2 separate regions of the Homo sapiens genome follow, and region 1 is linked to region 2. The links are chromatin contacts, found by POLR2A ChIA-PET in ENCODE. All regions are on one chromosome and are shown on one strand. The core of a region is the stretch at or near the end of the contact, and the rest is flanking DNA. Distances in the headings are between cores, read along the strand shown. Region 1 overlaps ABLIM2 (actin binding LIM protein family member 2). Region 2 overlaps KIAA0232.

Region 1 (5,737 bases), core at 435-2,934, 1.3 Mb before region 2:
GCCCTGGGGCCACCTTCTTTCCATCTTGGGTAGAGGTTTCCTTGGGCACGAGGGGTCCCTGCTTGGTCTGTGAATTACTCAGGGGCTCCTGCAGGCGGCAAGGCCCTGTTTGTCAGACACCCTCTTCCTCCCTGTCCATTACGGGGTCCGAGGCCCTTCCCTTGTCATGCCCCCAACACACAACCACACCCTTAAACACACGCAGACACACACTTCGACAAACACACAGACACACTCTCACGTGCAGACATATTCGCACATGCAGACACAAACACATACGTAGACACACTCACGCACCAGTCACACACACTGACGCACATTCAGCTATGACAGGTGCAGGTCCCTGGAGTGAGGACGTGTGTGATCCATGAATCAATGCACACCTGGGTGGTTGACTCAGTGGGCCCTGCTCCGTCCCAGTTGCTGCTGTTGTCACCAGGTGTTCACCTTGTGAGAGGCCCTTTCCCTTGGGGATGCTGTCACAGCGTCTCTGCCGCTCTGCCTCCCACTCCCCGCCCCTGACCTCATATATTCACAGGAAGACTCACAGGAAGACTCAGGTGACATACAAATGCTCACAGTCCCATAAGACACATCCACATACTTAGACAGTCACACCCTATGCACACAGATGCACATGCACTCACACGCACCCCGCTCAGGCTCGTGCACCAGGCTCTCCCCAGCTCCCCAGCCTGCTCCACCCGCTCTGCCAGGGGAGCATGCCCATGATGCTGGCTGTGGAGCCCCCGGTATGGTGGCTCATAGGGTGGAGGGATTGTGGGCCGCTGGCTCAGGGCAGGGCCAAAACCTGGAGGCCCTGTGCACAAAGACCAGGCCCTGGGACACAGGACAAGTGAGCAGGGCAGGCACGGCTGGGAAGGACAGAGAGGGCACCAGGAGGCCAGGCAGGGTCCCACGAGGCTGGTGGCCACGGGGTGGAGAGCGCCAGTCACCGTAGGGATGGCAGAAAGAGAGAAGGTGGGTTTGGCTGGCTGGGTGTGGCGGGAGAGCTCCCAGGGCTGACGGGGTTGGGGGCTGGGGGCTGGCTCGGCCCTCTCTAATATGGTCCATTTCCCTTTGGGGGGCACATCGAGTCACAGTTGGGTTCAACCTGGTACGTCTCGGTGCCAGGAGCCAACTCCGCTCTCCTGCAAGACAGGACCTCTGTTTCTTCATCTAGGTTTCCCCAGCTCATAGCCCAGGCTGCATGCAGTCAGTGCTCAATGCATGCAGGGTCAAACTTCCCCAGTTGCCTTCCCTATGCTCCAGAGACTGCTGTGTAAGAGACTCCTCCAAGCACACTCGCTGTGGCTGCTGGTCTGTCCCGCCCCTCCCGGCTGCCCCAGGGGCCTTCACGGAGTGTGGAGAGCAGGAGGCCTCCCCAACACCTCTCACAATGGTGGGGGTGTCTGTGTTCTCTTCTCTTTCTTCCAGGTTGTGGGGGCTGCGGCACAGAAATCAAGAATGGCCAGGCCCTGGTAGCCTTGGACAAGCACTGGCACTTGGGCTGTTTTAAGTGCAAGAGCTGTGGGAAGCTCCTGAATGCCGAGTACATCAGCAAGTAAGTGGGGGGAGGGCTCTAGTGAGAGCCTCCGCTCAGGCTTCCCTACTCTGTGGGGGTCCCACACTCTGCACGTGTCCCCAGCGCCACCCTCTCTGTGTCTCTCCTATTCCTCACACAGCTACTACTGCCCTGCTGCTGGGTGAGAAGCATGGCTCAGAGCTCAGCGAATTTGTCCCAACAGCCTTATGTCCCCCTTCCCTGGCCAGCCCTGGCTTCTCTAACGGCATTTGCAGCATCCGGCTCCTTTTTTTGGATGAGAAGCAGAGCTACCAGGGCTGCCAGTGCTGAGTTTTTGAAGTGCCTTCCCTCCCCGTCGCAGTCCCCCTCCACCATCCCCATGGGATCAGCTGCCTTTCCGGCGCCTGGATGTCCTGCAGGAGGTGAAGCAATGTCAGCAGAAGCCAGCATGGAGATGAGGAGAGGGGGCTGACCCATCCCAGGTGTCAGGGCTGGGGCCCCACAGCCACGCACTCTGTCTTCTGCAGAGCGGGGGCCCCTGGGGCAGCTGCCATCGACACCAAACATGTCCCACAAATGTGCAGTCACACTGGGGTGGTGGCCGATTTGGGAACCAGGGAAGGCTTCTGGGAAGATAATGGCCTTGAATGGAGGCAGCTCAGGGCCAGGAGCTGGGGGTCGGTTTTAACCCTGGGGGATTGGGGACCTGAGGCAGGCAAGCCTTCCGCATGGTGCAGGTGAGGGGCGAATATGTGGACGAGCTGAAGGCGGGCAGCTCCTCTGAGCGCAGAGGGCCCCTTCCTGGGAGCTAGAGGGTCTTCTGGCCACTTTTATCTATGCTGTGCTTGTTCTCAATGCCCAATGGGAACAAAATCATCACAGGAATTGATGGGGATGAAAAACGCCCTGTGATAAAACTGCATGGAGTGAGGCGCGCGCACACACACACACACGCACGCACGCATATGCATGCACATTCGAGCACATGTCACACGGAACCTGAATCACGTCGGTGGATGTGCCCGTGTTGACTTCCTGGCTGAGGGTGTATACTAATTCTGCATCACCACTGGGGGAAACTAGGCGAAGGGTACATGGGACCTCTCTGTATTGTTTCTTACAACTGCTGGGGAATCTGCAATGATCTTCAAGACATCATTTTAAGTAAAACCTCCAAACCAAGGTGAGCTTGCACCCAGGGTGAGGGACCTGTGCGGTGCATGAGTTTCCCCGCCTGTGTCACGGTCATCCAGGGACCGCCCGGTGTGGTGCACGCAGCACTTTAATATAAAATGAAAATGCCCAGCCCCGTGCAGGCGGCAGGCCCCTCCCGCAGCGTTGGCAGCTCACCCACACCGTGCATGTTACTTAGCAGCCTCCAGAGCTGTCCCAGAATTGACAAGGAGGGCGTTGGTGTTGCCATGGAGATGTTATCTTTAACTTCCCATTTGCTGCAAATAACACTCGTTTGTGGGTTATTACGGGAGTCCTGAGGTCAGCGGCATTTGGAAGTAAGCCTGAGGACTCATTGTATGTCTCCCCCTCACATGGAAGGAAGGGCTGCCACTCTCTGAGCGATGGCTTATCCCAGCTGTGGGCCACTTCCAGGCCGCAGCCAGAGAGGGGCACCCAGGCCCGGGGCTCATGACCCCACATCCTGGGGACCTAGCAACAGCCCGGAGCTTGGAGGAAAAGAACGTGAGCTGGGGTCTAATCCATGACAGCCTGAGAAATCCTCCCTTCTCTAGTAGCTGTGCAAAAACTCAAACCAAATTTGGAACACTACAGCAACTTCAGCGATGCTGGAAGGGGCGCATTGGAGTGGCAGGTACCTCGCTCTGTGCCAGTCACCCCCACACGTGCTGGGTCTGGCCGGGGCTGAGAGGACAGCCCTGGTTAGTAATGACAATGCTTCAGCCACCTTGGAGAGTGCCTGCCATTCTCTTCATTAGTCCTTACTATTATTTCCCCCATTATGCAGTTGGGGAAGCTGAGGCTCAGAGAGGTTAAGTGAGTTGCCCAGGGTCACACAGCTGGGATGTGGCATTTGAGCACAGGCCTGTTCACTCAACCACGGCTCAGCAGAGCAGCGCCTCCCCACACCGAGTGTGGCCACTGCTGACCTGCTGTCCCCACATCTGCACAGCCATCCATCTTGGCATGTTGATCTCTTAATAATCATGATAACGGGTGTGAAGGTCAGCTCAGGAGCTGTGCCAGGGATGACCCCGCAGACGGCTTTTCTCTGTAGCTCATTTATGGAGACTCGGAGGAAGCCTCTGCTGGAGGGGCAGGCCCAGGATGATGGGCATTCGACACCAATTCCCTGAGCCCTATGCACCTGGCACATAGCAGGCAGGCCGCACGTGTGCGTGGGGAGAGGGGATGGACGCATACGTGCAGCCCTCCTGCTCTTTCCTGCACTGCGGAAGGCCAGGCCTCTCCAAGTGTGGCCAGAGCCAGCCTTTGTCACCCCTCATATTCGGGGGCTGTGATGCAGGCCAGGATGCAGGGGGGACAGTAAAGTCTTGTCCTAACCTACCACACCCTCATCTGGGCTTTCTGTCATTCTCCAGCCCTGTTCCCAATGTGGGTGCCCTTACTGTCCCCCCTCTTTGGCTCACAGTTTTCTAAGGCACCCCAGATGTTGAACTTTGGATGGAAGGAGCCAGAAAGAAGAGCCAGGTCTACAGAAGCAGCTCTCGTTTCCCAGAAGCTGCTGCTGTCAGCCCCTCCCACCCACTGGGCAGGTGGTCTGGCCTGTGCTCCTCAGTTTCTCCGTCTGTGAAATGGGACCATTGTCATCATATTTCTCATGGGGCTGGTGTCTGTGAGAGCCCAATGACACTGCCTGTTGGAAGCATTGTTACCTGAGCAGGAGGAGGTGGGCATTCCCCCACTTTGAGGGCAGACTCTCTTGTTGGTGAGGGTTGTTAGATCTCAAGGGTCCTCGGGCGACACCCGCCCTGTGTTGACTGCCTGTCTCATTGCAGGGATGGGCTGCCCTACTGCGAAGCTGACTATCACGCCAAGTTCGGCATCCGCTGTGACAGCTGTGAGAAATACATCACGGGGCGCGTGCTGGAGGTAAGCGCGGCGGGCCGGGCCCCTGCCCGCTCTGAGCTAGGGCCTAACTGCCCCCCTGGGAGTTGACTGGGAGATTTGTGTGTGTTTGTGCAAGAATCTGTCTGGCTGCAGCTTCACCTCCCTATTCCTGCCAGCTCAGCCAATGGACACCCTCATCAGCTGTCCAGGGCCTGCCCAGTGCCACCTCCTCCAGGAAGCCTGCCTTGTGATGCTCTCTTCTGTGCCTCTTGACAAATTCAGAGCATGTGGGAAGTGCCTTGAGATGTTTTGGCCCAGCCGTTTGCTGTCTAGATTGGGACTCAGAGGCACGGAAGATGGAAGAGAGCCCACACCAGGACCTCGTCCCCATAGGAGGCACAGCGGGGTCGCCCGGGAGGCAGGGCAGATAGCAATTATGCAGGGGGAGCTTCTGAGGTGCTGATAGCTTTGTGTGCCTTGGTCTGGGAGGTAGTCATGTGGGCATGTTCCCTGTGTGAAAATTACACATTATGCCCTTTTCTGCGTTTTGTTCAATAAGATAAATCCCATGGGGCAACTAGGACCAAACCCCACCCTCCAGATTCACAGACCCCCAACCCCCATCCTGCAGCCCACCCTTCGGATTCACAGACCCCCAACCCCCATCCTGCAGCCCACCCTCCGGATTCACAGATCCCACCATCCTGCAGCCCACCTTCTCTGGGTTCACAGACCCCCCCACCCTGTAGCCCACCCTCTCTGGGTTCACAGACCCCCCCACCCTGTAGCCCACCCTCTCTGGGTTCACAGACCCCCCCACCCTGTAGCCCACCCTCTCTGGGTTCACAGACCCCCCACCCTGCAGCCCACCCTCTCTGGGTTCACAGACCCCCCCACCCTGCAGCCCACCCTCTGGATTCACAGACCCCCCCCAACCCTGCAGCCCCTCCTTGCCTCAGTGCTGTGGTGCTGGTCAGGCAGGTGGACTGTCCCCATCCCTGGATTGGCCCATGGTCCATGGGGGAAGCGACAGGTGACCAGGGGGGTCTCGAGAATGGAGAGGGGCTGTGCCTGGTGTGGGAGCCCCTCTCGAGGAGGTTGCAGGAGCTGGCCTCTGGGGTTTGGCTGGGAGGATAGGGTGGGGCTGGGGATGAGGCTGTAGGGAGG
Region 2 (5,658 bases), core at 2,330-4,829:
TGTGCCTTATCACTTAAGATAATGACTTCCAGTTCCACCAACGTTGCCGCAAAAGACACGATTTCACTCTTTTTTTATGTCTGAATAGCATTCTATTGTGTGTATAGACCACATTTTCTTTATCCATTTATTCACTGATGGACACTCAGGTTGATTCTACATCTTTGTTATTGTGAATAGTGCCGCAATAAACATACGAGCACAGGTATCTTTCTGACACGTTCTTTTCCTTTGAGTATCTACCCAAAGTAGATACTCAACAGTGGGAATGCTGAATTGAATGCTCATTCTATTTTCAGTTCTTTAAGAAATCGCCATACTCTTTTCCATAGAAGCTATACTAATTTATATTCCCACCAAAAATCTTTAAGAGTTTCCTTTTCTCTGCATCCGTGCAAATACTTGTTTTCTTTTTGTTGTTGTTGTTGTTTTGTCTTTTTAATAATAGCCATTCTGACTGGGGTAAGATGACATCTCATTCTGGTTTTGGTTTGCATTTCTCTGATGACTGGTGATGCTGAGCTTTTCTTCATATACGTGTAGGCCATGTGTATGTCTTCTTTTAAAAAAAGTCTATTCATGTCTTTGCCCACCTTTTAATGGGATCTTCTTGTTTTTGCTGTTGTTGAAGTGTCTGAATTCCTTGTATATTCTGGATATCAGTTCCCTATCAGATAAATAGTTTGCAAACATTTTCTCTCATTCTACAGGCTGTCTCTTCAATCTCCTGCTGATTTCTTTTGCTCTGCTGAAGCTTTTTGGTTTCGATAAGGCCCATTTGTCTATTTCTGTTTTAGTTGCCTGTGTTTTTGAGGTCTTAGTCACTGATTCTTTGCCTATATCAATGTCCAGAAGAGTTTTCCCTAGGTTTTATTCTAGTATTTTTATAGTTTCAGGTCTTAACGTTTAAGTCTTTAATCCATCTTGAGTTGATTTTTTGTATATGGTGAGAGACTGGGGTCCAATTTCATTCTTATGCACAGGGCAATCCAATTTTTCCAGCACCATTTCTTTAAGAGGGTATCCTTTCTCTGATGTATGTTGTTGGTAGCGTTGTCAAAGATCAGTTGGCTATAAATATGTGGCTTAATTTCTGGACTCTCTATTCTGTGCCATTGTCTATACATCTATTTTTACACCAGTACCATGCTGTTTCGGTTACTATACCCTTGTAATATAATTTGAAGTCAGGTAATGTGATACCCCCAGCTTTGTTCTTTTTGGTCAGGATTGCTTTGGCTATTAGGGCTCTTTTTTGATTTCATATGAATTTAGGATTTTTTTCCTAATTCTGTAAAACATGACATTAGTATTTTGATAGGGGTTACATTGAATCTGTAGATTGCTTTGGATAGTACGGTCACTTTAATGATATTAATTCTTCCAATCCATGAGCATTGGATGTTTTTCCATTTATTTGTCATCTACAATTTCTTTTATCAGTATTTTGTAGTCTTCCTTGGAGAGATCTTTCACCTCCTTGGTTAAATGTATTCCTAGGTACCTTGTTTTTTTATAGCTATTGTAAATGGTACTTCCTTCTTGATTTCTTCCTCAGCTAGATCGTTATTGGTAATATATAAATATTACTGATTTTTGTATGCCGATTTTGTATCCTGCAACTTTACTGAATTTACTTATTAAATCTAGGAGGTTTTTTGGTGGAGTCTTTAGTTTTTCTAGATATAAGAGCATATTATTGGCAAACAGGGATATAATTTGACCTCCTCTTTTCTAATTTGGATGCCTTTTATTTCTTTCTCTTGCTTAATTTCTCTTACTAGGACTTCCACAAAGGTTTATATCCTTCTCATACTATGTGTTCATCCTGGATTGGCAGGGATGATCAGGGTAATCACTCATCATAATCATTCTGGGACACAGGGTGACAAAATGGCCATTATCTTGAACCCTGCTAGTCTAGGGGGCCAGAGAAAATAAGATCTGCACCAAAGCTGGCACTGGTACTTTGAATGCTTCCTCCTGGAAGTGAGCTACTCACATTTTATGAGTCAAAGCAAGTCTCTTAGCCTCACTTCACTTTAATAGGGCAGGTATCACTAGCCCTAATGACCACTTCAAGGGGTAGAATATGAGGCTGTTAATATTAAGGAAACAACTCTGAAGTCTAACATTATTGAAACCAGCATTCTGGTAAACACAGACAAACTATCAAAGACAATAATAATAGGATCATAAAAGTTTCAGAAAGCACAGACACGGCTGAAACACTAACACCCAACTGGCAATGGAATCATTCCTGCCCTGCCTTCCTGAAGAAGCCCTTTCTAATTATGTAAGGGCATACCACTGTCTTCCTCCCAACACTTATAGAGTGCTGGCTGTCCTCATGACCTGCTGCCTTGTGATGATGTCCTTTTATACTATTCTCTAACTGCCTCCTGGGAATGGGTTCCTCATCAAATAGGCTTAAAGTTCTTCAGGCCAAACTGTGACATCCTCCACATGTACCATTTAGTAGAATGCTTAGGCCTTGGCAGGTGATCAAAACTGTGCTGAACTAACTACTTCCCAAATCTAAATGGAGGAGAATAAATTCTGAAAAAGAGAAGTTTGGTAAATAAAATGATATTCATAATACTAGCAGGTGGGAGAAAAAACCAACTCAGATCACACTCTGAGTCCACAGGCAGGGACTAACTAACATAGGAATTTTAACTCATTCTCTCACGATCCCATGTACTAGAGGTTTCTTGTGTACAAGGCACTGTGCCTGGTGTCAGTGATATCGAGACAATCATGACTCTCTCAGGATTTTCCTTTAGGTATTTACCATCCTGTATTAGCAGGCTTTCGCCTTATGTAAAGCAACTTGTACTCTTCCCACAGAAGCCCTCTACCATTCCCTTTGATCTAGTATGGTACTTCTGCAAGTCATGCTTGAACTCTCTATATTTTTAACTGGTCCTTTCTCACTACAAAGTTCATACTCACATTGCTGGTGTGCTCAGTACCCAAGACACTGCATTACCTGCAACTGTCTTTTCATAATTATTCAATTTGGGTGTTTACAGGACTTTCACATAAGGAAAAGACTTGAGGGGGAAGGCATAAAGGATATATAACATAAAGTAAAAGAAAGAATATAGAAAAGAGCATAAAGAAAACAGATATTTGAAATATTAAGACTCTGGCTTTTGGACTCTATTACTTTTCACCAAAATCCTAAATACTATTTGCCTGGCAAGCCAGAGAGTGCAAACATACAATTAAGTAGTTATACATTTATAAATAATTCTTGTCTGTTATTTTCTTTTTTCTTTTTTGAGACATAGTCTCACTCTGTTGCCCAGGCTAGAGTGTAGTGGCATGATCTCAGCTCACTGAAACCTCTGCCTCCCAGGTTCAAGGGATTCTCCTGCCTCAGCCACCCGAGTAGCTGGGACTACAGGTGCACATCACCACACCTAGCTAATTTTTGTATTTTTAGTAGAGATGGGGTTTCACCATGTTGGCCAGGCTGGTCTCCTGACCTCAAGTGATCCACTTGCCTTGGCCTCCCAAAGTGCTGGGATTACAGGGATGAGTCACTGTGCCTGGCCTTGTCTGTTATTTTCTGATCTCAGCACATGAATTTGGAACTGAAGATAATGCTTATTCTCTTTAGTAGGTAGCCTGGCTCCAAAGCCAATCTACAGCCAGAAGAGAAAATCCATAAAGAATCTACAACCCAAACTGGAATTCAAGCACTGAAAACAGGAACCAAGGGCTATAAACTATGTAAACCGGTTTACCCTAGGTATCTGAAAAGCTACGTAGAAATGGACAATCAGACCTACAGTTTTCTTCCCCATTCTAGAAGTGTGTCAAGTCCCAGGAAATGAATAAGGCTTTTTAAAAAGTAATGTAATCAACAAAACTAGTGTGAGACTTGAGTTCTTTCTACAAAAAGAGGAAAAACTGCATAAAGATTGAGAAATTCCATGCTTACTAGTCATCAGAAATAAACACGTAAGTATATATGCTCCAGTGACAATTAAAATGAATTATTAATATTTTCATAAACAGGATTGTTCTTATAGATAAGATTACTACTTGATAGCAAGAGAAGTAGCAAATATTTTCATAAATTGCAAGCCTGTAACAGATTTGGTTAATCTGGTTGATCTTTATGTTTAAAAGATAAGGAAGAAAAGCTGGATGCCATGGTGTGTGCCTATAATCCTAGCTATTGGAGAAGCTGAGGCAGGAACAACACTTGAGCCCAGGCGTACAGGGCCAACTTGGGCAACATAGCAGGACCCTGTCTTAAATAGATAGATAGATAGATAGATAGATAGATAGATAGATAGATAGATAGACAGACAGACAGACAAAAAGGAAAAACCAATTTTGTAATGATAAAGTGTAGGTGAAAGCGATCAGTTCTACATAGATTCAGAAGTACTAAACAGACTTCTATTAAAACAAAACAAATGAGAGCTAGATCTAGTGTGTAATGAGACTAAATAAAAGGGAAAAGCTTTCTATGCAACCTGGATAAACTTTCCTCTACTGAGGAAATGCTACTGTCAAATGCTCACAGACCTGAAAGTTTCGATCAGCCTGTATGTTCTTATTGTTTTAATTCTTTTTTTTTTTTTTTTTTTTTTTTTTGAGAGGGAGTCTATCTAGCTCTGTCACCCAGGATGGAGTGCAGTGGCATGATCTTGGCTCACTGCAAGCTCCGCCTCCCAGGTTCATGCCATTCTCCTGCCTCAGCCTCCCAAGTAGCTGGGATTATAGACGCCCACCACCACACCCGGCTAATTTTTTGTATTTTTAATACAGACGGGGTTTCACCATGTTAGCAAGGACGGTCTCGATTTCCTGACCTTGTGATCCACCCGCCTCGGCCTCCCAAAGTGCTGGGATTACAGGCATGAGCCACCGCCAGGCCTCTTATTGTTTTGTTACTGTTTGAACTTATTGTTTAATTGTACTATGGAGATGAACTGCTTGTGCAAAGTTACATTGTTTTATGTCTAACTTATACTTGATTCCAGTTATTTGATGATTCTTATTCATCTGTTAATATTTCTGGTTTGAAAAGCTGGACTGCCATATTAAAAATTTTTTTTTACAGGTTATCAAATTATAATAACCAATGTAGACATTTAGTTCACTTAGACCAATTAGATGTCAAAATTCTTTAGCAGGGCTACAAAATGGCAGTTTTTATGCCTTCAAAAAGTTATGGAGATTTAAAAAAATGCCTTTTTTACCTAGCAGGGGTAAACCTCACAGCAGACACTTTACAGGACAAAAGGAGAAAACATTTGGGCCCAAGGGGAAGAGGAAAATGTATACACTTACAACTGAAGCAAATCCTCCTCCTTCCTTGCAAAAGATAACAAAATAGCAACTAAACAAAATGCAAAAACAAGATAAAACAAAATTATTATGAAATTCTAAAAGCTTTTGGAAAAATTGTTGGAAAAGGGACGAAACAACTAAATTTTAGAAATTTAAAAATTTCAATTAGGAAAAATGGAAACATCTACAGATTAAGAAATGCAAAATTTCAAAAACCCTAAGCTTACTTGGAAAAAAACTAAAATAAGTAATTTTTACACTTTTTGAAAATGCAAAAAGCTCCAACATGATGAAACCCACTTTGTCAACGTTGAAACATTTTATCATATAAAATACTATATC

What was found. ChIA-PET counts read pairs that join two places held with the same protein, here RNA polymerase II (POLR2A).
Region 1: POLR2A ChIA-PET joins it to region 2 with 16 read pairs in OCI-LY7. The contact joins two enhancer-like sites. POLR2A ChIA-PET finds 5 or more read pairs at or near these places in 2 of 52 experiments (OCI-LY7 and naive thymus-derived CD8-positive, alpha-beta T cell).

The regions. Positions count from the first base shown.
Region 1 is chr4:8,076,503-8,082,239 of GRCh38, reverse strand. It overlaps ABLIM2 (actin binding LIM protein family member 2), which reads left to right. Exons shown (of 21, transcript NM_001130083.2): 5 at 1,438-1,564; 6 at 4,519-4,612. Among named protein-coding and RNA genes, the nearest start is that of MIR95, 74 kb to the right of the region's middle. RefSeq lists an enhancer at 3,015-3,514. Within about 2 kb of position 1,684, at least 3 of the 41 ENCODE cell types and tissues checked have a DNase peak (open chromatin) inside an H3K27ac peak, as active enhancers do.
Region 2 is chr4:6,805,697-6,811,354 of GRCh38, reverse strand. All of the region lies in intron 2 of KIAA0232, which reads right to left. Among named protein-coding and RNA genes, the nearest start is that of KIAA0232, 26 kb to the right of the region's middle. Within about 2 kb of position 3,579, at least 3 of the 41 ENCODE cell types and tissues checked have a DNase peak (open chromatin) inside an H3K27ac peak, as active enhancers do.